Regions from separate parts of the Mus musculus genome. Here region 2 is linked to region 1. Evidence: chromatin loops called from intact Hi-C (ENCODE). Cell type or tissue: gastrocnemius. All regions are shown on one strand. Links, peaks and the distances in the headings refer to the core of each region. The heading gives the core; the rest is flanking DNA.

Region 1 (10,859 bases), core at 4,367-8,366:
AGTTCTTTCATCCCAAGAACATTGCCTCCTATTTTTAGAGCATAATTTAGAACCACAAAGGTATCATTCTTATAACCCAGTGTCTAACCTCAAAAGTTGCCAAAACATGCTTTAGCTTGGATCCTACAAGAAATTGGATTTGTCTGGCCGCTCAAAACTATTTTCAATTTTATCTTTTAAAAATTATTTTATTTATTTACATTTCAGCCAGTAGCCCCCTCCCCCCCCATCCCCCCTTCCCACAGTCCCTCATCACATTCTTCTTCTCCTTTGCCTCTGGCAGGGTGTTTCCTCTCTTCTCCCACCACCAGGCATCCCCCTTCCCTGGGGCCTCAAGTCTCTCAAATATTAGATACATCTTCTCTCACTGAGGCCAGACCAGGCAGGCCTCTGCTATATATGTGCTGGTGGCTTCAGACCAGTCCTGTGTATGCTGCCTGGTCAGTCTCTGGGAGCTCCCAGGGGTTAGTTGAGACTGCTGCTCTTTCTATGGGGTTACCCTCCCCTTCAGCTTCTTCCAGCCGTTCCCTAATTCAACCACAGAGGGCCCTGACTTCAGCCCAATGGTTGGATGTAATTATCTGCATCTGTCTTAGTCAGTTGCTTGTTGGGCCTCTCAGACAGCCATGACAGTCTCCTGTCTGTAAGCACACATTAGTAATAGTGTTAGGCCTTGGTGACCCTTGAGATGGATACTAAGTTGGGTTGGTCATCGTACCACCTTTCCTTCAGTCTCTTCACTTTGTCCCTGCAGTTCTTTTAGGCAGGAGCAATTCTAGGTTAGAAATTTTGACTATAATCCTGTCCCTCCACTTGAGTCACTGTCTATCTACTAGAGGTGGACTCTCAAGTTCCTTCTCCCCACTGTTGGGTATTTTGGCTCAGGTCACCCCCATTGAATCCTGAGATGCTCTCATCTCCCAAGTATCTATTACTTTCTAGAGGATCCTTCTAACTTGCACCCACCAAGGCTGCATATTTCCATTTATTCTCCTGGGCCTCTAGACTTCTCTCCTGCCCCCTCCCATACCTGATCCTGTTCCCCTTTTCCCCTCTACCTCTCCTCTCCCACCCATACCCTTCCCTCCCACCCGTGCCCCTCCCTCCCTCCCTCCCTCTCTCCCTCCCTCTGCCTCCCAAGATTATTTTGTTCCCTCTTCTAAGTGGGATTCTCATTTAGGCCTTTCTCCTTGTTAAACTTTTTTACGGTCTGTGGGTTATATCCTAGCAAAAGACATGGTCATTAGGACAAATAGGCAACCTACAGATTGAAGAAAGAAATCTTCACTAACCCTACATCTGACAGATGGCTAATATCCAAAATATGTAAAGAACTCAAGAAGTTAACCTCCAAAAAAACCAAATAACCCAATAAAAAATGGGGTACAGAGTTAAACAGAATTTGAGACAAAAGAATCGTGAATGGTCGAGAAGCACTTAAAGAAATGTTCAAAGTCCTTAGTCATCAGGGAAATGTAAATCAAAACAACCTAGAGATGCCACTTTACACCAATCAGAATGGTAAAGATCAAAAATTCAAGTGACAGCACATGTTGGCAAGGATGTGGAGAAAGAGGAACACTCCTTCATTGCTTGTGGAATTGCAAACTGATACAACCACTCTGGAAATCAATCTCGAGGTTCCTCAGAAAATTGGAAATAGTTCTACCTGAAGACCCAGCTATACCACTCCTGGGCATGTAGCCAAAAGACACCCTACAATATCACAAGGACACATGCTCCACTATTTTCATAGCAGCTTTATTCGTAAAAGCCAGAAGCTAGAAGCAACCCAGATGTTCTTCAACCAAAGAATGGATCCAGAAATTGTGGTTCATTTACATAATGGAATACTATTAAGCTATTAAAAATGAGGACATCATGAATTTTGCAGCAAATGGATATAACTTGAAAATATCATCCTGAGTAAGGTAACTCAGGCCCCAAAGGGTATGCATGGTATGTATTCATTGATTAGTGAATATTAGCCAAAAAGTACAGAAAACGTAGAATACTACCCATGAATCATAAGAAGTGTAACAAGAAGGAAGGCCCAAGTGAGGATACTTCAATCCCTAATTAGAGCTTGGACTGAAGCCTTTATCCTCATCTGAAGGACTTAAAGGGGGAAGAAGTAGGACTTGTCTGAGAAGGTGAAGAGGAAATGGTCCTTGGGGTGTGGCTCTGAGTTATCCGATCCAATGTCCACTGATATCAGTGTGCCAGGTTTACATAGAGAGGTGAAACTCTATCTCTCATCTCTATCTTATTTCCATAAGACTCACAGCTTTAGACTAACTTTTATTATATAATTTTAAGTTTTATTTTAGTTTTTTTTTCCAGTGCTAAAGTGTAAACTCAGGGACTTGTACATGTGTTCAAAATCTGAGTTAGATTATTTCCTAGAACCTTCGTTTTTACAAAGGCCTATTTTTAGAGGATCAACTCTAAAGCCAGCCTTAGCCAGAAACCAAACATGTGCCACTTAGGGAGCATTGCTTCATAGGCAGACTGCTTTGAAATTGTTTCAAATACATCAGTCAAGTTGACTGCATGTTTTCTGAGTCTATGGTCAATCCTACTGAGTGCTTTCAAGATTTTAAGCTTGAACAAAAATTGGACCAATTAAGTCCTCAACTGTGGGAGTTTGGAAAACTCAAGCTTATGAATTTGGGAGTGAACTCATGTTAATTGATGAGGGATGCAAGCACATTTAGGTAAGTTTCAATTGACTAAATCCATCACTCTGAAGTCATAAAAGGTGAACTTGGGTCATTGTCATCTCCTGAAAAGCAACATTTAACTTCCTTCCTTCCCTGCCTTCCTTCCTTCCTTCCTTCCTTCCTTCCTTCCTTCCTTCCTTCCTTCCTTTTTCTCTTTCTTTCTTCATTTTTTTCCCTTTGCTCTTGTGTTTCATAGTCTTGAGCAGCCATCCTTTGCAGTGGTGAGGGGTTATATGGAGAGATGGGAAGATGTTGTTTTAGTTTTCTCCTTTAAGACCTATGGCATCATGAAAGGAGATCATTTAAAAATATCAAGGCTTTCTTTGCATTTTTTTTTTTTTTTTTTTTTTTTTTACTTCAGGAAGAGTCCATTAGGAAAGGGCTTCCAAAGGGACTATGGCATTGCTCTGGCTTTATACAAAGGCTAAGGTTATTTGCTACCTGAACAGATGAAGCTATGCATGATCACATACTAAATTTAGGATAGTGTAAACTCTGAGAGCATAACATCAGTGGAGGGCAGAGAGCGCATGGGGTCATGAGCTTATTGCAATGACTTCTAGTGATTTATTTGGTCACACCTGCTTATGAGGCTCAGCAAGCTTTAGAAATTGTAAATTAGGCCCAGGACCTTGTTTCCACCTCTTCCCCAGGCTCTGCAGATCCAGCGTGATCCAAGAGAAGTGTCACTGTTACCATCTCTGACTTTATGCACCTCAACACCATGTGATCTCAGGAAGCCAACTCCAGAACATTCTTGGCAGTTTGTCCATTTTATTTCCCAGACCTTCTGCTGAAAACAATGAATGAACCTCTAGATTACAAATGCTCTCGCTGACAATTTTAGAGACTTTCAGTTTTTGACTTCCTGCCTGTAGGAAGGAAATGGCAGTTGGCAGTGTGGACAACAGGTGCTTCTCTGGCCGGAATGATATCTTCTGCTTACTAAAATAAAAAGCACTGCATCAACAGTCCTACATGGAAGTGAATTCAAAACCACAGGGGCCAGCCATTCCACCACAGATCCAGCTTCAGAGACCAAATGTGTTCCCTGTCAGGAAGTTCTGACTCCCTGCCTGGCAGGCGAGTGCAGACTGAGGCACATCACAAGCCTCTCAGATCCGTGTTGGACTCTTTCAAATAAAGCATTTGGGAGATTTGAAAATGGCCTTTGCATGCCTTCAGGTTGCTTTGGTGCAGTTGCATGGCAGATTCGTCAGGGAACTTAGGAGGGAAGGCATCAGGACTTTGGTAAACAGTTGGAGGGTTTGTGAAGCCCTCTTGCATCTCCCCATGACTCTCTCCAAATCCAGCCCTGGCATTGTTTCCTCCTCATAGCTTAGTGTTATCATAATGGTATTCTTTTCTGCTGCCAAGCGAGCTGGTGGCTCTTTCAGATATTTTCCCTGCCTGCTAATCTATTAGTTATAATTCGGGCCAATGAGACAATAGAAGGTGAAGGCTAAAATCACTGGAGCTTGTGTCTTGGGCCAGATAAGCACCAGGCAGTTCTCTCCTGGGCACCTTTGTTAGTGCTCACATCTGTTTTTGAGGGCACACATGCTGGGAAAATTTGAGAGACACCATAGTATTGGCATCTATGAAGCTTGTCAGTGTCTAACACTAGGCATGAAATTATTTGTGTAAACCCACCCCCCACCCCCACCCCATGATTTTGTCTTCCCTCTCTGGCCTTGGGACTCTAAAGAGCCTTGCAATGGAGGAAGGAGACATAGGAGGTGTAAGTATGACCAAGCAAATAAACAAGCCTGTGGTCTGAGTGAGTCCATTACACAGGACAGATGGTTCTCTATTGATTTCTCTTGCAGTGTGAGGAACAGCATTCCCTTGGAATAAAGGAGCCCTCAGCCATGACTGAAGGCTGTGTCTTCTGGAGCTGCTCTGTGCTCCCCTTCATGTCCTCACTCATCCCTCCCACAAATGTGTGCTAAGAGCCCGTGCTGTGCTGGGCCCTGTGCAGAGAAATGATGACTCAAAGCTTAGGGCAGATGTTTCCTGCTTTCAAGGAGTGTATGGACTTCCTGGAGATCCAGCCTGCAAACCAGGATGTAGATAGCTATAGCTGTGAGCAGAGAGGGTTTCCAACAGCGTCTGGCACACAGGAGGTACTGCTGCATTCTTCTTGGAGAAAGTGCCTTGAGAAAGGCTGGGCAGGAGAAAGTACTTATAGTGAGCTCTGCTGCAGGATGCCTGTGACATGTCTCAACTCCTCTACAAGAGCAACCCAGCAACCAGCTCAATCCAGGAGGTGGTCTCCATGCCTTTGTCCTGCTTAATGTTGGCTGTGTGGCTCTTTGCTTCTGTTTAATATTTCCACTCAGAGGTTAAGTGGAAGTGAAATCTGTTTGTCTAGCTTCTGCCCAAGGAGAAGTGAGGGAAGTAAATTAGTAAATGAAAGCATGTATATATATATATATATATATATATACTTTTAATGTAATTGCAATAATTATTTTAAAGTTATCTTTGTTTTATACGTATGAGTGTTTGGCTGAAGTGTATGCTTGTGTAGCAATGCATACCTTGTTTCTTTGGAGTCCAGAAGAGGGTGTCAAATCCCCTGAAACTCGAGTCGCTATGAGTCATGTGGGTGATGAGAATCAAACCCAAGATCTTCACAAGAGCAGCAAGCACTCCTAACTGTTGGGCCATCTCTCCTGCCCACTTGCACTGATTTTAAAATACATTTTTCTGAATCTAAAATTATCTTCTAAATTTTTAGATTTATGAACCATTTAGATAATGGCAATACTAATGAAAAGGTTTATTATTATTATCTCCCTCGAATACTGCTCTCCCCCATTTCCCAGACACAATGGTATTAGTTTGATGAATATCTTTCTAAATTTTAAATTTATATGAATATCTAAAACTACAACAATTTAAAGCAAAGATGAGGTTGTGTTCCCAAGAGTTAACCAGTGTCTGCACCTTACTGCTTCTATCTCCTCTCAGCTCTGTTGGCCTCCCCGACAGTCTTACAACAAAGGCATTTCAAAGGAGATGCCTTTCCATTCCCTCAGGCAAAGATAACTCTGCAGCACTAAGCAGAGCCTGCTCTAAGTCAGGAGGAAGAGCAGTCGAGGTCCAGACCTACCTCAGAGAATGGCCTTGCACTTCTACACGTTTTTTCAATGTTGTGTTTTCTTATGAAACATCAGCCTTTCGCATGTGTCAGTTCTGAAGGTTCTTTATCCATTACATTTAAGTTTTGCTTCTTTTTCTTAATGCTCATAGTGAGCAGTGTGTGTGTGTGTGTGTATACGATGTGCACATGTACATGTGAACAAACGTGTAAAGAACAGTGAGTCCCTTTTGTAAGGGTTCATATGAGCAGTTGAGGCAGCACTTGAGTGGGTGTTTCTTGGTCCTCTTACTTCTTATCACTCTCTGGATTAACATCATCCTTTTACTGACTCTTCTGTTCCCTCTGTATCTGGACTATGCTCAGTTACTCACATACTTGTTGTCTTAGCTAATTTCTTTGTTGCTGTGATAAACACGTTGGTTGAAACAGCTTAAGAGGGAAAGGGTTTCTTTTGGCTCACAATTTGAGGATATTGGCCACCACAGATATAAAGCTATGGTGGCAGGAACTTGAGACAGCTGTCACATTCCATTCACAATCAGGAAGCAGAGAGAAATGACTGCTATGGTCAGCTGGCTTTCTCATCATATTGAGTCTGGCACCCTGGATGGCATGGTACATAATAGGCAGGTTTTCCTACCTCATTAAGCTTAATTGAGATAATCTGTTTGTCTTAGTTAGGATTGTTATTGCTGTGAAGAAACACCATGATCACAGCGAACTATTATAAATGAAAGCATTTATTTGGGGCTGGCTTTCAGGTTCAGAGGTTTAGTCTGTATTATTATGGCTAGAAACATGCAGCATGCAGGCAGGCATGGTGCTGGAGAAGGAACTGAGAATTCTACCTCTGGATTGGCAGGCATCAAGAAGAGAGAGAGAGAGAGCCACTGGTCCTGGCTTGGGCATTTGAAACCCCCAAGCCTACCCCCACTGATACACTTCCTCCAAAAAGGGCATACCTATCCTAATGAGGCCACACCTCCTAATGCCACTCCCTCAGCATTCAAATGACTCTATGGGGGGCATTCTTATTCAAACTACCAAACCAATGTAGGCATGGCCAGAGACTAATCATCAAGACAGTTTCACATAACTACACCCAGAGGTTTACCTCCTAGGTTTTTCTAGATCCTGTCAAATTGATAATCAAATTAACCATCAGTTATTAAATAATTGACAATGTGTCAGGGGTAGTGTGAGTATACAGTTAGTTAAACTTGTTTTAATTCTTCTAAAAATAATGGCCCTTCCAGCTTACCCAATCCTTCCTATGCTGGTTTTTTTTTTTTTTTTTTTTTTTTCCAGCTTGGAACAAACTGGGTCATCAATTGAGAAAATGCTTTCATCATATTAGTGTGTAGGGGCTGAGTTCTTACATGGCTTCCAGTGATTGACCTTACCAGGGCAGCAGAGGAATGAAAAAGTGATGGACACATGGACTCAAGGATATAGAAGAGCTGGAATCATTTGCTGGGATTGCTGAAGGAGAGACTATAGCACCCAGGGAGCTAAGTGTCTTTAGTATATACACTGAATAGGAAGGCAGGATTATTGCATATGGCTGAATAAAAGTAGGAGCTGACTTTTAGGGGAGCAGTCTTCAGGTTGTAAATATCTGGAGTGGGTCATGGAAGAAAAGCTATGGTGGACATTCTCTGCATACAGTGGCAGCATCCACATATGGACAAGACATGCCTAGCCATCTCTCTGAGCCTTACCCTTTGCCATTTGCCCAGGGATCTGAGGTTATGGTCTTTGAAATGACTATGGCCATGTTAATAACATATGTACTCAGGCCTTTACACACTCAGGGCTTTCTCTACTCTTCACAGGTAGACAAGTCTGTGGGACATTTTGTGGATTAATGATTGATATGGGAAAGTCTGGCCCATTGTGGGTGGTGCCACCTCTGGGCAAGTGGTCTTGAGAAGAATAAGAAAGGGTAGCTGAACATGAGCCTGGAGCCCAAGCCAATAAAGGAACATTTTTCCACATTCTTCCATGGTTTCTGCTTCAATTCCTTCCTCCTGATTCCTTGCTTTCTGTTGCTGCCCTGACCATGATGAACTGTAAGCTGTAAGATGAGAGACTCCTCACCACAAGTTTGTTAGTGTTTCCAGGGATCCTCTGCCACAGGGCTCCATACCCAAAGAGTGCTAGGAGAGAGCGAGCCTCCCAGGAGTGTGAACAGGCCTGTGAGTGAGTGCAGGTAGGACCATCACTACTGCTCAGAGGAACCATCCAGAACCCTCAGGACACAGGACCAGAGGCTGCCTGGGACAGGAGTCTTCTGATCTCCATCTGTGCTCAGAGCTGATCCTGTGCCACAGAGCTACATACACAAATACTGCCAGGAGAGAGCTATAATCAAAAGAAGCAAATACACCCATGAGAAGTCGACAGTAGGAAATAATCAAACTCAGGGCTGAAATCAACCAAGTAGGAACAAAAAGAACTAAGCAAAGAATCAACCAAACCAGGAGCTGGTTCTTTGAGAAAATCGGCAAGGTAGATAAACCCTTAGCCAGACTAACCAGAGGGCACAGAGACAGTACCCAAATTAATAAAATCAGAAATGAAAAGAGAGACATAACAACAGAAACTGAGGAAATCTAAAAAAAAAAAAAAAAAAAATCATCAGATCCTACTACAAAAGCCTGTATTCAACAAAACTAGAAAATCTGGATGAAATGGACAATTTTCTAGACAGATACCAGGTTCCAAGTTAAATCAGGATCAGAAAAATGATCTAAACAGTCCCATATCTCCTAAAGAAATAGAAACAGTCACCAATAGTCTCCCAACCAAAACCCCCCAGGATCAGATGGGTTTAGTCCAGAGTTCTATCAGATCTTCAAAGATGACCTAATACCAATACTTCTCAAACTATTCCACAAAATAGAAACAGAAGGTACTCTACCCAACTCGTTCTATGAAGCCACAATTACTCTGATACCTAAACCACACAACGACCCAAGAAAGAGAACTTCAGACCAATTTCCCTCATGAATATCGATGCAAAAATAATAAAATTCTTGCTAATTGAGTCTAAGAACACATCAAAACGAATATCCATCATGATCAAGTAAACCATCCCAGCGACACAGGGATGGTTCAATATATGGAAATCCATTAAAATAACCCACTATATATACAAACTCAAAGAATAAAACCATATGGCCATTTCATTAGACACTGAGAAAACATTTGACAAAATCCAAAACCCATTCATGATAAAAATCTTGGAAAGATCAGGAATTCAAGGCCCATACCTAAACATAATAAAAGCAATATGCAACAAACCAGTAGCCAACATCAAACCAAATGGAGAGAAACTTGAAGCAATCCCACTAAAACTAGGGACTAGACAAGGCTGCCCACTTTCTCCCTACCTATTCAATATAGTACTTGAAGTCCTAGCCAGAGCAATTCGACAACAATAGGAGGTCAAAGGGATACAAATTGGAAAGGAAGAATTGAAAGTATCACTACTTGCAGATGATATGATAGTATAGTTAAGTGACCCAAAAATTCCACCAGAGAATCCTAAATCTGATAAACAACTTTAGCAAAGTAGCTGGATATAAAATTAATTCAAATAAATCAGTGGCCTTCCTCTACTCAAAAGATAAACAGGTTGAGAAAGAAACTAGGAAAACAACACCCTTTATGATACTCACAAATAATATAAAATACTTTGGTGTGAGTCTAACTAAGCAAGTGAAAGATCTATATGAAAAGAACTTCAAGTGTCTGAAGAAAGAAATGGAAGATCTCAGAAGATGGAAAGATCTCCCATGCTCATTGATTGGTAGGATTAGTATAGTCAAAATGGCCATCTACTTGAAAGCAATCTACAGATTCAATGCAATCCCCATCAAAATTCCAACTCAATTCTTTATAGAGTTAGAAAGAGCAATTTGCAAATTCATCTGGAATAACAAAAAACCTAGGATAGCAAAAACTATTCACAACAATGGGAAAAAAAATCTTCTGGTGGAATCATCATCCCTGACCTAAAGCTGTATTACCGAGCAATTGTGATTAAAAAAACCTGCATGGTACTGGTACAGTAACATACAGGTAGATCAGTGGAATAGAATTGAATACCTAGAAAAAAAACCCTCACACCTATGGTCACTTGATCTTAGACAAAGAAGTTAAAACCATCTAGTGGAAAAAAGACAGCATTTTCAACAAATGACGCTTGTTCAACTGGCATGTAGAAGAATGCAAATTGATCCATTCAAATCTCCTTGTACAAAGCTCAAGTCCAAGTGGATCAAAGACCTCCACATAAAACCAGATACACTGAATCTAATAGAAGAGAAAGTGGGGAAGAGCCTCAAGGGCATTGGCACAGGGGGAAGTTTCCTGAACAGAACACCAACAGCTTATGCTCTAAGATCAAGAATTGACAAGGGACCTCATAAAATTGCAAAGCTTTTGTAAGGTAAAGGACACTGTCAATAGGACAAAATGGCAACCAACAGAGTGGGAAAAGATCTTTACCAACCCTACATCAATTAGAGTGCTAATATCCAGTATATACAATGAACTCAAAAAGTTAGACTCCAGAGAACCAATTAAAAGTAGGGTACAGAGCCAAACAAAGAATTCTCAACTGAGCAATACAGAATGGCCGAGAAGTACCTAAAGAAATGTTCAATATCCTTAGTCATTATGGAAATGCAAGTAAAAACAACCCCAAGATTTCATCTCACAGCAGTCAGAATGACTAAGATCAAAAACTCAGGTGACAGTAGATGCTGTTGAGGATGTGGAGAAAGAGGAACACTCCTCCATTGCTGGTGGGATTGCAGGCTGGTACAACCACTCTGGAAATCAGTTTGGTGGTTCCTCAGAAAAGTAAACATAGTACTACCTAAGAACCCAGCAATACCTCTCCTGGGCATATACACAGAGGACGCTCCAACCGGTAAGAAGGACACATACTCCACTATGTTCATAGCAGCCTTATTTATAACAGCCAGAAGCCAGAAAGAGCCCACATGTCCTTCAAC
Region 2 (10,859 bases), core at 4,147-8,146, 65 kb after region 1:
ACATGAGAGAGGCTCTCAGGACTCATTGGGGATGACCTTAGCCTAAATGCCCAACAGTGGGAACATGGAACCTGAAGAGACCACCTCCAGTAGATAGAGATGACCTCCAGCGAAGGTATCGGGTCACTAACTTACCTTCAAAATTTTTGACCCAGAATTGTTCCTGTCTAAGAGGAATGCAGGGACAAAAATGGAGCAGAGACTGAAGGAAAGGCCACCCAGAAATCGGTCTAACTTGAGATCCATCCCATGTGTAGTCACCAAACCCTGACACTATTACTGATGCCATGTTGTGCTTGCAGACAGGAACCTAGAATGGTTGTCCTCTGAGAGGCTTCACCAGCAGGTGACTGAGACAGAAGCAGACACTTAACAGCCAACCATTGGACTAAGGTCATGGACCCCCCATGGAAGAGTTAGAGGAAGGATTGAAGGAGCTAGAGGGGATGGCAACCCCATAGGAATTACAACAGTGTCAACTAACCTAGCCCCCTGGGAACTCCCAGAGACTGAACTACCAACCAAAAGCATATGTGTGCTGGTCTGTGGCCCCTGGCACATATGTAGCAGAGGCCTGACTGCCTTATATGACCTCAGTGGGAGAGGATGGTCTTAATCCTGTAGAGACTTGATGCCCCAGGGAAGGGGAATGTGGGGGGAGGTGAGGTGGGAGAGTTGGGGTGGGGGTAGGGTGATGGGGGTGGTGGGGGAGCACCCTCTCAGAGGCAAAGGGTATGGGGTGAAGAACTCTTGGAGGGAGGACAGGGAGGGAGCAATGTTTGAAATGGAAATAAATAAAATAATTAAAAAAAAAAAACCCGAGCTCTGAAATGGATGCTTCAAGGATTTGAAGAGACACCAGAAGTGAAAAACGTGCTATTTTCCCACAGTTCCTGGCAATACAAAGATTGTTTTAAGGCCTATGGAAATTCCTCTTCCTCCGTTACCTGAAATTACAGATTTGTGTTGACTTGCTCACCCCTCCTAACCTGATAAAATCTTCCAATAAGATAAAAATGATGGAGACAAATCCTTTGTGGGATGTTGGACTTCACTTTATATCACATCCAGCGTCTCGTTACTGATTCTGATTTTATTCCTGTGCATGTAAGACACGTTGACATAATAAAACCATGGATATACAGATGCCTGCAATTCAGTTAACTCTTTTTTTTCCTCTTCAAATAAGTCAAAGCAAACCCCAATTAGGCAAAACAATTTGAATGGCTTGCATTTAAAAGACCAATTAAAACATTTTTTGGTCAGCAAGCATGATGGGACACACTTATAATCCCAGCTCTCAGAAAGTCAAAACAGAGGAACCAAGAATTCAAGGCCAGCCTGCGCTACAAACGCAAGACTGTTTCGGTGTTCCTGTGATAAGTCAGTTACGCAGTGATTGAAAAGGAAACGTTTGCAGCCTCTCACCAGTTGTGGGAGAATTTTCTTTGTCAGTTAAGCCTTGATAGAATGAAAAAGAACGGTGGGTCCCTTCTCAGAATCTTCCTAATTTAGGCTTTTTAAAAAGAAAATTCTTGAGAGAAACCACAGCTTATTGGGAAATGAGTGTGTACCTGCCTCAGCGTGGATGGGTCTGAACAGCTTTTCACTTGAAGGTAAACCATCTGTTTACAACTTCTAAGTCGCCAGTGTTTCCAGAGCTTCTTTTTGAAACGATGACATTTCCCACGCTCCAGTTTCAGGTCTTCCCTGACTAACCACAAATATCCATTTCTAAATATTCTTAATTCTTGTTGAACGTCTGGAAAAAAAAAATCAGTGTTTAGGTGGGTTGTGTGGTGCTTTGTGAACGACCCTGCAAAATCATGAAGACGAAACCCCACTGTCATCGAATCAACAAGCAACTTTTGGACTCAAGCCAGGCTTTCTTTTGCAAGAGAGAGAGAGAGGTCTTCCCTTTTTCAAACTCTGAGGACTGTAATGGTTGAGGCCTGGCAGCGAACCGACAACAAAGCTATTGCCACTATTTCCTCTGGCTTTCTAAGGAAAGCTGCTAGAACTTTCTATCCCTGGGCTTCATTGAGGTTGTCTTAAAATTAACTTCTGTCATTTTCCTTCTAGAGACAGGGGCAAAACTCTACGTGAACCATACCTTTGATCCTTTCCAAGGAGTGTGTGTGTGTGTGTGTGTGTGTGTGTGTGTGTGTGTGTGTGTGTGTGTTGGTGCTCGGGCTCTAAGCCTGAGCAGGAAGAGCTTCTGATGCTTTCCAGCGAGTGTCCTCCCTTTCTGACTGTAGAATTGTGGGTGAGAGCCTCCACAGCTGCCTCCTGGAGACTTTTTCCCACCCAGATAATGGCCTCCGTTTGGTTACTGCCCAGCACCTGTGGAGAGCTCAGCAGGGCTGCCTCTCCCTGCTGCTCATGGCCTGGGTCCTCACTTCTCCCCACTTCCTGCGTTTTCTCCTCTCCTACACATGTTCCTCTCTCCCCTTCCTCCTGTGCCTTAGCTTACGAAGCAAAGTTGTAACTTTGAATTCCTGTTTTTCTAACCGCCCCCATGTGACAGGATATCTCTCAATTGGAGGGTTTTCCTAAATTCAGGAGTCCTTTAAAAGGGACAGCTTCCTCTGTCCTCCTTTTCAGTCAGGCAGCTCCCAGACCTTGGACTGAGCAAAGGGGCAACCTGGGGACCTGGTTGTATTCTTTGCCTTTCCCAGTCTCCCTCTTCTCCCTCATTGGAAGATCCACTCTGGGCCATGAGGCTTCTCCTGCTTCTGGCTTTTATCTCTGTCATCCCTGTCTCTGTTCAGCTATTGGGTAAGTCTGTTTTGAGGTGGGGGCTTTGCATACCATTTTGTTTGAAGTTTATGCTAAAAGTCCTGTGTACATCTGGAAGAGGAATTGAGCGATCTGTGTTTTTACCTGACCTTCATCAAGCTTGCACTTGGCTTTGACCTGAACACACCAGGGTGGGAGTTGAGCTAGAGTCAGGCGATGCTGTTGCTCTCTGTTGTTAGATGTTGTCCAAGATGAAGCCCCCCAGCACCTCCGTCCTCCTGAGGACATCATGTCTGGGTATTTCTACCTGGTTTGTGCAATGCCTTCTTGTTTTGTTGCTTGCCCTAGTTCTAGTTTCCAGTTTATGCCGTTGCTATCCTACTCCCAATAGATAGCGCTGAGTATCTCGGGTGGGGAAAGAGGAACTTGCAGCCCCTCGTCCTAGATGCAAATTGATAAGGAGAGGACGCGGGGATTCTCACACTCGACTTTTCCCGTGAGCCGTTTCATTCATAATTTCTATTGCTAGAAAGTCCGCCCTTTTCTGCTTCCAGAATTGTTCATATTGTCTCACAGGTGGATGTGTTCGATGCTGAAGTCTGAAAGTGGTTGATATGTCCGTAGGAACAGATCAGGGCTCTTTAGATGCGCAAGGGCATTGCTGAGTCAGCGTTTCTCTGGATTCTTAAGCACCAGTATGGAAGGGACTGGGAGAGTTTGCACTCCCAGGTCTATTTCGAGACTATTTTGGCTTTTCAACACCCTTCACTTCCATCAGACAACTAAAGCCTGCTGGACACAGTTCGTACCCTTGGTCTTAGCCGAAGTCCTGTGGTGACGCTGATGCCAGGAAATTCTCTAGGGAACTGTATGATAAAGATTTTCTCAGTTTTCTTAGGAATGTTTCCCTCCTTGAGACAGCAGGATGCCTCCCTAATGCCGTTCTCTTCGTGACTACAAATACTGGGACAGAGTGTGAGGTCTTGTGGGTCACTTGGTGGACCCAGTTACAGGGACACAAAATGTGAGGTCTTTCAGCTCTCTCTAGAGAGTAAAAGGCGAATATAAATGGGCACAGGAGAGTCCCTTCCAGATCCAGATGTCTTTGTGTTACTTGAGAACCTGTGATTTCTCAGCTCCTCACTGGGGGTTGGATTCTAGACTTGTAATCTGTGGTAGATCCACACCCTCAGACTCTTTTTACCATTTATTTATTTCAAAACAATGTTTTATTATGCTTATTGCATTTTGGTGTGAGTGTGCCATAGAAGTTCATGTGGACGTCAGAAGACATTCCACCATGTGGGTCCCAGGGATCAAATCTAAGTTGTCAGGCCTGGCAGGCAGCACCTTTATCTGCTGAGCCACCTCTGGTCTAAGGGTCAGCTGTGCTCATTTTATCTTCTCTTGGTCTCAATAGCCCAAGTCCCTAAGGATAAAGCCAGAACATTTGCTTAGTCAACAGCTGATTAAAGGACTCCTGAGTTCTCAGGACTGCCTTTCCTGGATCCCCATCAACTCACAAGACCTATGAGAAGATCCTTTGCTACCTGATATACTACAACCCAAGGGAACATTCCAGCCCAATGTCACTGTATGCACTGGGGCACTGATGTCACTGATAGGTTAGCTGTGATTGGAGTCTGTAGAGGTTAATAGAGGAGCTCCCTGGCCCTCCTTGCTCTGCTGTCCTGCTTCTCAGGCATTATTGGCAGTGTTTAAGCATCAGTATATAGGTGGGGAATTATCATTAATGAGAGACATTGGACACTGACCGTGGACTAAGCAAAGAAATATAATTTGGTGGGTTTGGCTCATGGGCAATGGTGTGCTAGTAGACAAAATGACTTTTATTTTATTTTTTTTGTAGGAAAAAACAAAACAGAAAAGACTAGCTGATTCATAGCATTTGCTGATTTTTTTATTCCCATCATGGTTCACTACCAATTACCACTCTGAGGCCATGTAAGCAGAGTTGGAAAGGGAAGCAAGCAACAGACTCTACTTGGTTGGTGCCACAAGGCAACCGGGGCACTTTTCCATATCTTAGGACACAGCAAAGCAGGGTGTCACATGATGCGAAGTTCATTCCTAAGAAAGGAGAAGAAGTCATGCTATGAGGGAAAACCTCAGGCTCATGACTCATTAGCACAGGTGCCATCTTGGATTCTGATGATGTCAATAGGCTTGGGCAGTTAAGTGCTTAGGTTATTGCTTAGCAGGTGGAAGCCAACCCAGGATACCACTCGCTTCCATCTCTGGCTCTCCTCCCTCCTCCCCCCGATTTCTTGCTATAATATCAAGCCAAGTGAGAGCTTTAGATCATCCCTGTTATAGCATGTTGGGAGCTCAAAGTAGATGGGAAGTAGCTAAGCCTTGGTTCTGACACTGATGTCATGCCAGAGCATTTGCCTGGATGTGTATCCCATTTTGGTTTCTTCATCTAATGCACAGAAGAGAATTATTTCAATTGTCCTTTGGCTATTGTAGAATCCATTCTTACAGTCTCTCTTGCAAACTCTGATTTCACCTTACATTCATCCCTTACAACATGAATGCTGAACTTATTTGAACTCAATTTAACAAAGAGAAAACCAAATTTATCCTCCATCCTTCTACATGTTTGCTACTGTGGTCCTTCCCACAGCTTTCTCAGACTTCATGTTGGAAACCCCGTTTTCTCATTTACATGGGACAGATACCTAGGTTAGATTATTTCTAGTTAAACATATTTTATTACATTTTCAATTCTTGTATTACGTCTGTCTGTGTCTGTGTGTGGGCCAGGTCTTGTCATGGCATTCATGTGAAGATCAGAAGACAAGTTTCACAATTTGCTTACTTCCATCCTGGGGATCCCAGGGATCAAACTCAGATCTTAAAGCTTGGGAGCAAGTGGTTTTACACACTGAGCTATCTGGCCAGCCTGAAAATTTAAAATTTAGTATATAGGTTATATATTATATATTTACATATATAATAGATAAATATTATATATATATATATATATATATATATATATATATATATATATATACACAACTAACACATAATGAAGTCAGTGCATAAAGCTGGAGGCCATAGGGTCATCCAGAGCAGAGAGAAAAGTGACATGTCTTACTACATGAGAAACAATTAAGTTTTGAAGACTAAGTGGATTTCAGTAGTTGTGAGCCAGTGACAGCCAGTTCCTGAGCACGGCTTTTCAGCACCGATGCTGGGAAGTGATATTGTTTATCAGGAAGGGAACATGGGAGTTCAAAACAACACTAGATTAAACTATGGACTTAAAGATATTCAGATTTGCATGAAGGCTTTTGTTTCATTTTGTTTCGTTTTGTTTTGCCAAGAGAGGAGAAGGAAGGAATCGGTATTTAAGTATTTCCTTTAGGGAGAAAGACCTGCTTGGTGCTTTACCTGCAGCACACCAGTTGGAGGCTCACAGAGACTGTGTCAGAGACTTTACCCTCACTCTACAGATAAGGATATGAGGTTGAAATAATGAGTTTAACTCAGATGACACAGGAAGTCCCAGACCCTCCAAAACATCCCTTGTGGACCATGTGACCTCCTCCAAGCTTCATGACTGTTCTGTCTGACTGTCCCTTAGCCTAGCTGCTTCATCAGCTATTTTTTTTTTTTGTTTGTTTGTTTCCAGTTTCATCCTGTTCTGAACTGCCTCTCACCCCCATTCAAGCCTGTTTTCTCCATACTCTTCATCAGGATAACAAACATGTATGGAGTCATTTCTGTATCTGTTGCTGTTCCACACACTTAAATTGTCTCATTTAATTCTTACAGACATAGTAGATTCTATAGGGTTCACTCTTGATTTGATAGAGTGAAAGCACAGAAATAACTAAGAAAATTAGCAAAGCCACAGGCAGTGAGCAGTGGACTCTCACTGTCTCCTACTAACACTCAGGTTCTGTGCCAGGTGATGGATACCCGAGATGAGTCTATCTGAATGACTATACTAGGAAAAAGCAGTATGCAGAGAGGATTTCTTATCTGCAGGCATTTGTTGTCCCCAGGCTGGGGAAGAGGCTACTGCTGGGAAGTTAGTGACTTAGGAGACAGGGGAGAGGCAAAGCCCAAAGGGATGACTTCATGACACAGGTGCAACAAGAGCTCACAGAGCAGTGGGGGAGGTCACCCCTCCAAGATAAGTGACAGGAAAGTTGTGAAATCTATACTGTGAGGGGATGAGAGGGATATTGAAACATTAATGCCTTGTGTTTTCTCTTTGAGCTCAGAACCCATTTTAGTGCCATATTTAAGTCTCTCCAAGTGACCATGTGGAGCAGCATAAATGAGTAGTAAGCTCTATGACATTCTCGTGAATGCATAAAGGATCATAGTGAACAATAAAGTTACTCTTAAATTTTTCCTTCACCCTTGTGTTCAAAGCCTCGGCCATTGCCATGTCTTCTCTAGCATAGCTTCTTGTGTATTTGAGGTGCACGGTAAGTATTTCCCACTTTCTTTCAGTGTTAGGAGGTGAGAGGGAATTGTGGGATGACAGACACACTCTAGCTTCAGTCTGGATTCCTGCAGAAGACGACATTGGACAGCTGTAGTTTTAGTGGGAAGCCATCCCAGAAAGCACTGGCTGGGCAAATGGGGAAGTGAGATGAGAAAGGAAAGTATGTAATGATGCAAGTGACCAAGTGTGATTTGCAGTGGAGATCTGGGGGACACTGGAATAGGACTCCAAGCTGTCCTCCAGAACCCCCTGCTCTGGGGTGTCTGTTCTTCCCTATGAATCATGGGGGATAACTCCTTACAGGGGATGTGAGTTCTCTGACCCATCAATTCTGCCCTGTGTGAAGACTCTGTCAGAAAATGTTCCCAGGTGGGGAGGGACTCCTGACATTTTGGGACTCGAGTCACTGTACAGAGATGTGACCGAAGTTGAGAAATAACAGAGTCCTTTTCTATCCTCTCTTGATCCAACTCCTTTGTCTTCCAGATGTTGTTTTCCTCTATGTTTTATTGTCAGTATTATAGTATAGGAAATCCAGGAAACACAGTGTTTTATGTTTCTATTTCTGAATCCCCCCTTAGAGTTGCATTTCTTTGCTGGTAGATTTTTGATATTAATTACTTTGCTTAATGCTATAGAATAATTTTAAAACATGTCTAGAAGAAAACTCAAACCTTATTGGATGCTTAATTTTTCAGCTACACACATTCTTGCCCTGGAATTTAGGTTGCGCTCAGAGGATAAGTTGTGACAATTGATTCCTTCCTTCCACCATGTAGGTCCTAGGGATTGAACTCAGGTTGTCAGACTTGGATCCAGTTACTTTTATGCACTTTACTAATATTTTGGCCCTTTAAAGTTATTATTATAATATCTGAGATATTGGAAACTTACCAGTACTTCCAATATTTCTCTGTTTGTTTGCTTGTTTACCTCTCTCTCTCTTCCTCTCTCTCTTTCTTGTCATTGAAATAACCACAGCAGCATGTGTCCTTGGTATGTGGAGGGAATGAATGTCTTTGGATTCTTTATTTTGTCACCAGCACAACACTAAGCACAGATGTTTGCTGCATATTCGTTGAAAAGTAGGTACAAGGTGAGAAAGATAAAGGTTAAAGGAGATTCTTCTTTACATGTTTCTTGTATGTAAGTATTAAAGAAAATCTTCAAATATCCTGATCCATAATGAGACCACAGGGAAATGAACATGTTGTCTGTCTGTCCCTATGTGTTCAGCTTTGTGGCATTTCTGTTACAAAAGCATAATGCACATGGACAAGCATTAGAATGTTTACAAATATGTTCACTGGGATGCTTACAGATGGCAGCCATGCCACAAGCTTCAACATCCCTTTGGAGGAAGATGTACGACTTTTAAAATCAGATGCATTTGACCAAGACAATGGTGAAAGAGAAATTCTGCACTGACCACTTGGAGAATAAACAGTGTGTTTCTGTTATCATGCCATGATAACATTGTGTTTCCTTACATTGTCTGATGGCAACTCTATCACTCTTGCTCTGCATCTAGCGACAAAGGAGAAACACAGGAAACAAGCACTGATAAGCCTGTATTTTAGCATCATCTCAGAGTAAGAAGCGTCAGGGTTTGGTGGCTCCCTGTCCAGGGGCGAACTTCGTGAAGGCCAGATATTTCCCTGCTAATATCCTTCATTCCAGTTTTGAAGGATTTCTGCAATTCGAAAACAATCATTTTAATTAGAAACAAAGTTTTCTCCCAACTCTTTAAGACAGAAAAGAAACAATATCATTTTATTAACCAGTATGCATTCAACTAGAATAATGCACATAGGGCAATCCAGCAAAGAGATGGCAAGATTATAAAGAATGACACTCTTCTTTCTATATGGTTCAGTGGATGCAATAAGCATATGTGGGGGTAAGGCTCTGTAATATAGAGACATGCCAGGACCATTGAAAAGGAAGCTAGGTCATCAGGAGTTATTTTCCTTGATGATTCTATTTCAGAAAAAGTTGTGAGTGGAGCAAGGCCATGGTTGCATGGCATAGACCAGTGACAGTGACATTGGAGAGAAGAGAATAGAGGAGGAGATGTGTGTTGCAGTTGTGCAGAGGGACAGAGTCTGTGGGGGTGGATGTGGGCAAAAGAGAGAGAAGGAAAGCTGAGAACCCAGGGTGACAACTGGATTTAGGCTTCTGCATCTGGGTGCATGATGGTTCATCACTGAGAAAAAACAAGAGTAGATGTTGGTTCATGCCCTAGCTGGTGGTTTTTTTGTGTTTTGTTTTGTTTTGTTTTGTTTTTTTCCAACTTGACATAGGTTGGAGTTATTTGGAAAGAGGAACCTCAGTGAGGAATTGCCTCCATCACATTGCCAGTAGACAAATATTAGGGCATTTTCTTGATTAATGATTGATAGGAGACATTGGACTTCCACTACCCCTGGGTAGGGGGTCATGAGTTGTATAAGGCAAGCCAAGCAAGCCAAAAGGTATAAGATGCTGAGCAGTGTTCTTCCACTTTCTCTGCTCTGGTTCCTGCCTTGAGTCCCCTGGATGAGGGACTGTGGCCCAAGATTTGTAAGCTGGAATCAACCCTTTCTCAGCAAGTTGCTTTTGGTTATGGTGTTTATGTTATCACCGCTCTAAGTCAGTTCATTAAAATACTACTGTAATTAAGTGGCATTAAGATGAGTTACAGAGGAAAATTAAGCACATGACAGTAGGACCTCTGAAGGGAGGCTGTCCTGCATGTGCAGACCCTCCTGACCTTTACCAGCCATGTCCGGCTGCCTCCTGGGTGCCTTTTTCTTTTAATAAAGGCTTTTAATAAGGACCGTCAACAGTAAACTCAAAATGCCTGAAATCTGAAGTGAAGAGAGTTATGCTGAAACAAGCAGTCTGAAAAGTGGAAGCCAAGGCTGGCTAGGAAAAATGCCAGGTAAAGAGCTAAGATCAATGGAAGATTCTCAGGCTGCTTTATTTTTACATTAGAGGAGGCTAAGCTAGCATGCGAGTATGATAAATGCTCATATTCATGGCAGCTTTTGAGAAAAGCTTTATCTCCTTATTTCCTCTGCTTTATCATGAGCAAAGCACCCTACTTGTAATCTTTTAATTTTTGTTGAGGATAACAAAGGGAGGTGAGGTGTGGAATGAAGTTCAGTTATTCACGTGACCCAGTCAGCTATGGCATGAGCAGCGGATAGTCGTCAACTTCAGAGAAGCAAATGGTAGCAGGTGTTCTGGATCTAGGCTTTATGGAGTCTTGGTTTCAGGAAACCAAAGGAGTTCCAATGGATAACATCAGGCTCCCCAGAAAAGAGTGGCAAGAAACAGCAATCAGGGTGAGAAGAGACTGAGGTTCTTTTTCAGTGTGGGCATAAGGGAGAGATGGAGCAGATGTGTCAGGAGACAATGACCTTTGGAGGCCATGATTCATTATAGGTTTTAAGTTAAAGGTCCTAGGCTTGACTTCAGGGTGTAAGTGGTACCAACTGTGCTGGGGAGGAACAGGAAATAGAATTGCTCTTTTGAAAATGCTCTGGAAATCAGGGAGTCTTCTGATCGCTGGTATTCTCTCTCCCTACCCCTGTCCCTTCTTTAACCCCAGAATAGTTTGATTAAGAATATCCAAGATCATTTATTCAAA

What was found. Peaks named below come from ENCODE experiments on the same cell type or tissue, not always from the same donor. Only the 100,000 strongest peaks of a DNase experiment are listed, where the experiment ranks them.
Region 2: it touches region 1 in a loop (2.6-fold over the local background); 2 of 42 quality-filtered maps call a loop at or near these places.

What each region holds. Positions count from the first base shown.
Region 1 is chr2:14,161,093-14,171,951 of GRCm38, forward strand. No RefSeq gene overlaps it. Among named protein-coding and RNA genes, the nearest start is that of Tmem236, 8.0 kb to the right of the region's middle. In gastrocnemius, for the core only: no CTCF peak of the experiment used is centred there; no DNase peak of the experiment used is centred there; H3K27ac peaks cover 997 bases.
Region 2 is chr2:14,226,796-14,237,654 of GRCm38, forward strand. It overlaps Mrc1 (mannose receptor, C type 1), which reads left to right and starts at 2,619. Exons shown (of 30, transcript NM_008625.2): 1 at 2,619-2,778. The coding sequence starts at 2,718. In gastrocnemius, for the core only: no CTCF peak of the experiment used is centred there; no DNase peak of the experiment used is centred there; H3K4me3 peaks cover 2,517 bases; H3K27ac peaks cover 317 bases.